2 separate regions of the Homo sapiens genome follow, and region 1 is linked to region 2. Evidence: chromatin loops called from intact Hi-C (ENCODE). Cell type or tissue: CD4-positive, alpha-beta T cell. All regions are shown on one strand. Links, peaks and the distances in the headings refer to the core of each region. The heading gives the core; the rest is flanking DNA. Region 1 has its middle 49 kb from the start of DRC8. Region 2 overlaps LOC107985372 (a long non-coding RNA gene).

Region 1 (2,919 bases), core at 217-2,716, 120 kb after region 2:
CAGGGATGTTAAGATTGATCAGTGGGCTCGGATCCTGTCAACCCGATATGTCCATTATAAAGTTCTCCTTCAGCTCTTCACCTGTGGTTTCAGCAGCCATTGATAATCATTGCTTAGATACTTCATTTCATTAGAGGTTGCAAAATGGCAATATTTTAATTTATCATTTCTTTCATGTATCAGCAGGATCTTTTCCCATCAATTATTTGGCTACCCTAAATACAGTTCATACAGGAAGGGCAAAATAAATACTTGATCCTTACTCTTTATTTTTGGAATAAAGAGTTGTTTCCTTAGCACTCTCCAAAGGTGACCAATCCATCTATTTTTGGAGCATTACTCTCAACCGGTGGATGTTACCATACTTGATGTGTCTTAATATGCTACAGTATTTATTTACTTATTTATTTGATGGCCCAAATACCCCACTTTCAGCCAGGGCTCCTGTAGCCTTCTGACACAACCATAGAAGTCTTTGACGTATTATGAAAGACTATGTAATATTCCAGGGGTCAGAGGAAGATATTAAATGACATCATGGGGAAGCAAAATCAGCAAAATTTAGAAAGTGAGAAACTCTACAGCACGCATCATTCAGTTTCTTCAACAATAGATTGCAAGGGGGTAGAGAAGGAGGGCGTGAAACTCCTCTAGGGTCAGAAGAGACCAAGAAACTTCAGACAAAAGCAACATCCGGACTTTGTTTGGATACTGGTATTTTTTTGTTTTTTTTTTTAGATTGTAAAAAAAAGAGTTAAGGAGATGGATGATGGTAATGGTTGCACATTATGAATGGATTTAATACCACTGTTTACTTAAAAATGAATAAGATGGTAAATTTTATGTTATGTGTATTTTACCATGATAAAAATAATAAATTAAAAAATAATAATTTGGCTGGGCACAGTGATTCATGCCTGTAATCCCAGCATTTGGGGAGGCTGGGGCAGAAGGATTGCTTGAGGGCCAGGAGTTCAGGACCAGCCTGGGTAACATAGTGAGACCCTGTCTCTACAAATAATTAAAAAATTAGCCAGGCGTGGTGGCACATGCCTGTGGTACCACCTTTTTGGGAGGCTGAGATGGGGGGATTGCTTGAGCCTGGGCGATTGAGGCTGCAGTGAGCCAGGATCACACCACTGCACTCTGAATGACAGAGCAAGACCCTATCTCAAAAAAAAAAAAAAAAGCAAAAGTAAAATAAAATAATTTATGAGAAAATCAAGGAAATTTGAATGCTGGCTGGCTTTTTGATGATATGCAGGAATTACTATAAAAATGCGTAGGAGTGGCAATATGATTGTGGTTATGTTAAAAAATATTCTTTCGATTTTAAAGACGCATAGTGAAATAGTATAGATGAAATTGTATCTCGAATTTGTTTCAAAATAACCTAGTGGCAGTAAGGAGAGAAAGTAATTGTGGTATGATGGATAATCATTGAAGCTGGGAGATGGGTACCTGGGGGTTCACTGTGTTCATCTGTCTGGTTTTATATATGTTTGGAAATTGCATAATAAAAAGTCTAAAATTTATTTTAAAGTACAGATTACCCTAGAAGGAAGCCGAAGAGGAACTGATAGTGGTAGAACTACACAAACTCCATAAATAAAGTCTTGCCTAATTCAGACATGTGCTACCACCTGCCAGCTGCAGTGGTGGAGTAAGAGGAAAAGCCCAGTGACTAAGCAAGGAGAGTAACTGTCTTATATTATCGAGGGATGCTCCGGGCCTGTGCTAGGTGCTTTGTATGCTTTTAACTCATTTAATCCTTACAATAGTCTTATGAGATAGATACTATTATGTTAGTATAATATCCACACTACAAATGGAAAAACTGAAGTTCAGAGAAGCCACTCTCTTCATAAACAGCAAAGATAGGCTTCAATCCATGTGGTCTGGCTTTGGAGCCAGTCTACTGATAAGAGCAACATAAGTAGCTCTTAATAGATGCCAGCCCTGTTTTAAGTGTTTTGTGTCTATTAATTCATTTAATACTCACAATAACCCTATGAGGAAGATACTCTCATAGGACCCATTTTACAGATGAGAAAGTTGAGATACAGGCAGGTGAAGTGACTGTGTAAGATCACACAGCTGGCACACGGCAGAGCCAGATGTTAAGCTGGGAGTTTGGGCTCCACCCCACCCTGCTGCCCCTCACATTATTAACCACTGGGCTACAGTGACAGCTAGCTATGCAGGCTCTTTCCTTCCTTAATAAACATTTATTGAGCACCTGCAAGAGGCAGTCTCTGTTAGAGGCGCTGGGATATGGTGATGAACAAGACACATTTTGCTTTACCTTCCGGTGACATACAGTCTCCCAGTCCCTGAATCTCTTAGGAGCTAATTTAGGAGATGAAGGGGTTAAACTCAGAAGCTCAGGCTACCGTGTTGGCACTTTCTTGTTTTAAGCTGAATTGGCCAGAGGGTGATGCATGCCTGTAATCCCAGCTACTCAGGAGGGAGGATCACGCAGGAGTTCCAGGCCAGCCTGGGCAACAGGGCGAGACTCTGTCTCAAAAAAAAAAAAAAAAAAAAAAAGTTGAATTGGAAAGAGCATTGGATCAGCAGCCCAAGAAGGGCGCTTCTGAACTTGAAAATGTCAGAGGTAAGGCTGTGAAGGAAGTTGCCTGTGGATCCTACTGCTCTACCCACTGGGTCCAGTAGGTCCCTTTCCGCTAGACACCATTCTCATTTCTTTCCTAGAATCCTCTCTCTCTTCTGCTGGGTTCTGTTCAACCCCAACTTCTTCTCTGCTTCGGAGCTCAATGAGCTCCTCTTCTCTGAAATCTCAATGCCCTTGTTGGTTGCACTAATCAATTCAATACTTAATTATATACAAAGCTTGATTGTTATCCAATAATTTTACTACGTATGTCTTGCCTCCTCACTTAAACTGTACATATTTACAAG
Region 2 (2,919 bases), core at 217-2,716:
ACTGAAGATGACACAATTTATGCTTCAATAATTCCAAGGGACTGAAAATGATCAAATATGTTTAAATCCCTAAGTTCTTAATTATATTCAAACATTTTTAATCATCACATTTGGAGGATGCTAGGGAACCAATTCTCTTCCCGGGAGAGGAGGGTGGGGGACCCATTCCTTATCTTAGAAAACTTACGAGAGAAAAGAATCTAGTACTTTTCCCAACTTTCCTACATGGATTGTACCACTGGGTAACCTAATGGTAGATGAGAGGAGGCATCTCTTTATGAAAGTATTGCAACTAATAGACCGGCGGGCGCGTTGGCTCAAGCTTGTAATCCCAGCACTTTGGGAGGCTGAGGTGGGTGGATCACGAGGTCAGGAGATCGAAACCATCCTAGCCAACATGGTGAAACCCCGTCTCTACTAAAAATACAAAAATTAGCCAGGTTTGGTGGCACACACCTGTAGTCCCAGGTACTCGGGAGGCTGAGGCAGGAGAATCGCTTGAACCCAGGAGTTGGAGGTGCAGTGAGCTGAGATCATGCCACTGCAATCCAGCCTAGCAACAGAGCGAGACTCCATCTCAAAAAAAAAAAAAAAAAAAAAGGTATTGCAACTAACAAATGAAAAAAAAAGCGGTAGAATTAGAGTATTACAATTTTGTAATTGTCAGTGGATTAATGGCTTTAGGCATCAGGCATCCATGACTATTAACATAGCAACAGAGTTGACCTGCGTTTTGTGCTTCCTGATTCAAGATCCAGTAGTGACTTAGTCTTGCCATAGAGTCTGAACCTAAGTCTCATCATACCTTGGGATCCAGCTGCTACATCGTAGGAAATCCAGAACACATTGAATTCCACCGAGAATACTTCATCAGCAACATCCAGATTGTGGGAAATTTCACAGGTCAAAGGATTCAGGTTTTTCAACAGATAAATTGTCAGAATAAGAAAGAGAGGGGAAACTTGTAGCTTCGGAGACTTAAAATCATAACTAATTTTCAAAAAATAGAGATGGGGTCTTGTTATGGTGCTCAGGCTGGTCTCCCACCTCTGCCTCAGCCTCCCAAAGTGTTGAGATTACAGGCATGAGCCACCACGCCCAGCCACGACTTTTTTAACTGGACAACCATAGAGTCCCAGGTGTTCACTATAAAGAAACACGACCAAGTGATTGTCTTCGTGGTTTCTTGGCGGCGGTGGTGGTTGGGACGTGATAGGGGTGGGGCCCGTGGATGGTCTTCTCAGTGGCTTGCAAAGTTCTATTCCTTGACCTGGATGGTAGTTACAAGGGTGTTTGCCTTCATTACGCTATACATTCATTTTTGTATGATTTTCTGTATTTATGTTTTATTTTCCAAAAAAAAAAAGCTTTAAAAGAGTATAAAGAAAGTAGATGGCAGAAATTTGTGGAATCTTCCCCCAGCAACATAAAAACGCGGTGGGTTTTTGTAACTTGGTTTTTACACTTTACAATTAATATTGTAATGAGAAATACTCGTGTGGACCACTAGGGCGCACAATTTGTTGCCCGCAGCATCTGCGGCACTGGCACTGATGAAAGGGGGATGCTAAATGCTTCAGTAACGCCACCTGAGTCTCGGGATGAAGCAACATTATTCATCGCCCTTTGATCATGAGCTACATATGTGAGTGCCAATGCTGGCGAATCGTATTTGGAAAGTCGGGTCCAACATGTGATGTGTACATACAGGGTATACACTGAAAATACCGTAGTTTTATCCTCTTTTAAGATAAGCTTCAATTTATTTGAGTTATTAGAACAAAGCCTCATAAACCACGGTAAAAAGAACCTTAAAACTTTTTTTTTTATTTTTGAGGAAGTCTTGCTCTGTTGCCCAGGCTGGAGTGCAATGGCACAATCTTGGCTCACTGCAAGCTCCATCTCCTGGGTTCAAGCGATTCTCCTGCCTCAGCCTCCTGAGTAGCTGGGATTACAGGTGCCCGCCACCACGTCCAGCTGATTTTTGTATTTTTAGTAGAGACAGGGGTTTCACCATGTTGGTCAGGCTGGTCTCGAACCCCTGACTTCAAGTGATCTGCCTGCCTTGGCCTCCCAAAGTGCTAGGATTACAGGCATGAGCCACAGTGCTCAGCCCAAAAACCTCAAGACTTAGTGTGTGGAGAATGGAGGTGAAAAGTTTTTGTGGTGGTCTCCTAATGAGACGATAGCCCCCTGGCGGAGGGAGAGAAACACGTGAGAGCTATTTGGAGCCTCCCTGAAAGGTGTCACTGGGCTATGGATGGACTGAGAACCACACAGCGACGGGCCAGCCTTCGAGGGCCAACACAGAGTGAGAGACGGCCTCTGCAGGGCCCAGGCTGGGGAGGGGTGGTGAGGCCAGTCACGACTAGTAATCTAAGAGCCGTCTTTCCTTACCTGTGGTGTGGAAAGGGCTGCGGGTCACAGAATCTTAGTGATACGAGCTTAGGCGAGGCTCAACGGCCCTACCTCTCAGGTGAGAAAGCAGCTCTCCTGTAATCGTTATCTTTTCTCAAAGGGGAAGAACAACTTCTTCCTGTTAATAAATCACAGACCTCAGATGCTTTGTATTGCTGAGGAAACAAAACGTTTATGAATTGTTCACAGGCTGAGAAAATAAGATGCTTTGAGTTTTTGGTTTTTTCTACAAGGCTGCAATAAATAACACAGCAGTAAATCCTAACCTTTAGCTCTGATTGGTATTATTTCATTTTGGTGCCTTTCCAGCCGGCCCAAAAGTGTGATGCTGTGATACACACAGTATGTGTGTATGTGTGTATACACATGACTATTTTGTGAGATTTCGCGTACTAGTTCATTAGTGGCGCCCTGGAATCACAGATCCTTCCTGCTGCGGTGATAGCATGTGGGTGGTGCCGAGGTGGACTGCTGCTTGATGGTGAAGAAAGAAAAGAGGAC

The links. A loop is a pair of places that touch in the nucleus more often than their neighbours do. Peaks named below come from ENCODE experiments on the same cell type or tissue, not always from the same donor. Only the 100,000 strongest peaks of a DNase experiment are listed, where the experiment ranks them.
Region 1: a loop joins it to region 2, with 2.1 times the contacts of the local background. A loop is called at or near these places in 3 of 110 quality-filtered maps.

Annotation. Positions count from the first base shown.
Region 1 is chr1:244,919,513-244,922,431 of GRCh38, forward strand. No RefSeq gene overlaps it. Among named protein-coding and RNA genes, the nearest start is that of DRC8, 49 kb to the right of the region's middle. In CD4-positive, alpha-beta T cell, for the core only: no CTCF peak of the experiment used is centred there; a DNase peak (open chromatin) is centred at 1,659.
Region 2 is chr1:244,799,846-244,802,764 of GRCh38, forward strand. All of the region lies in intron 1 of LOC107985372 (a long non-coding RNA gene), which reads right to left. Among named protein-coding and RNA genes, the nearest start is that of COX20, 34 kb to the right of the region's middle. In CD4-positive, alpha-beta T cell, for the core only: a CTCF peak has its summit at 1,527; a DNase peak (open chromatin) is centred at 1,546.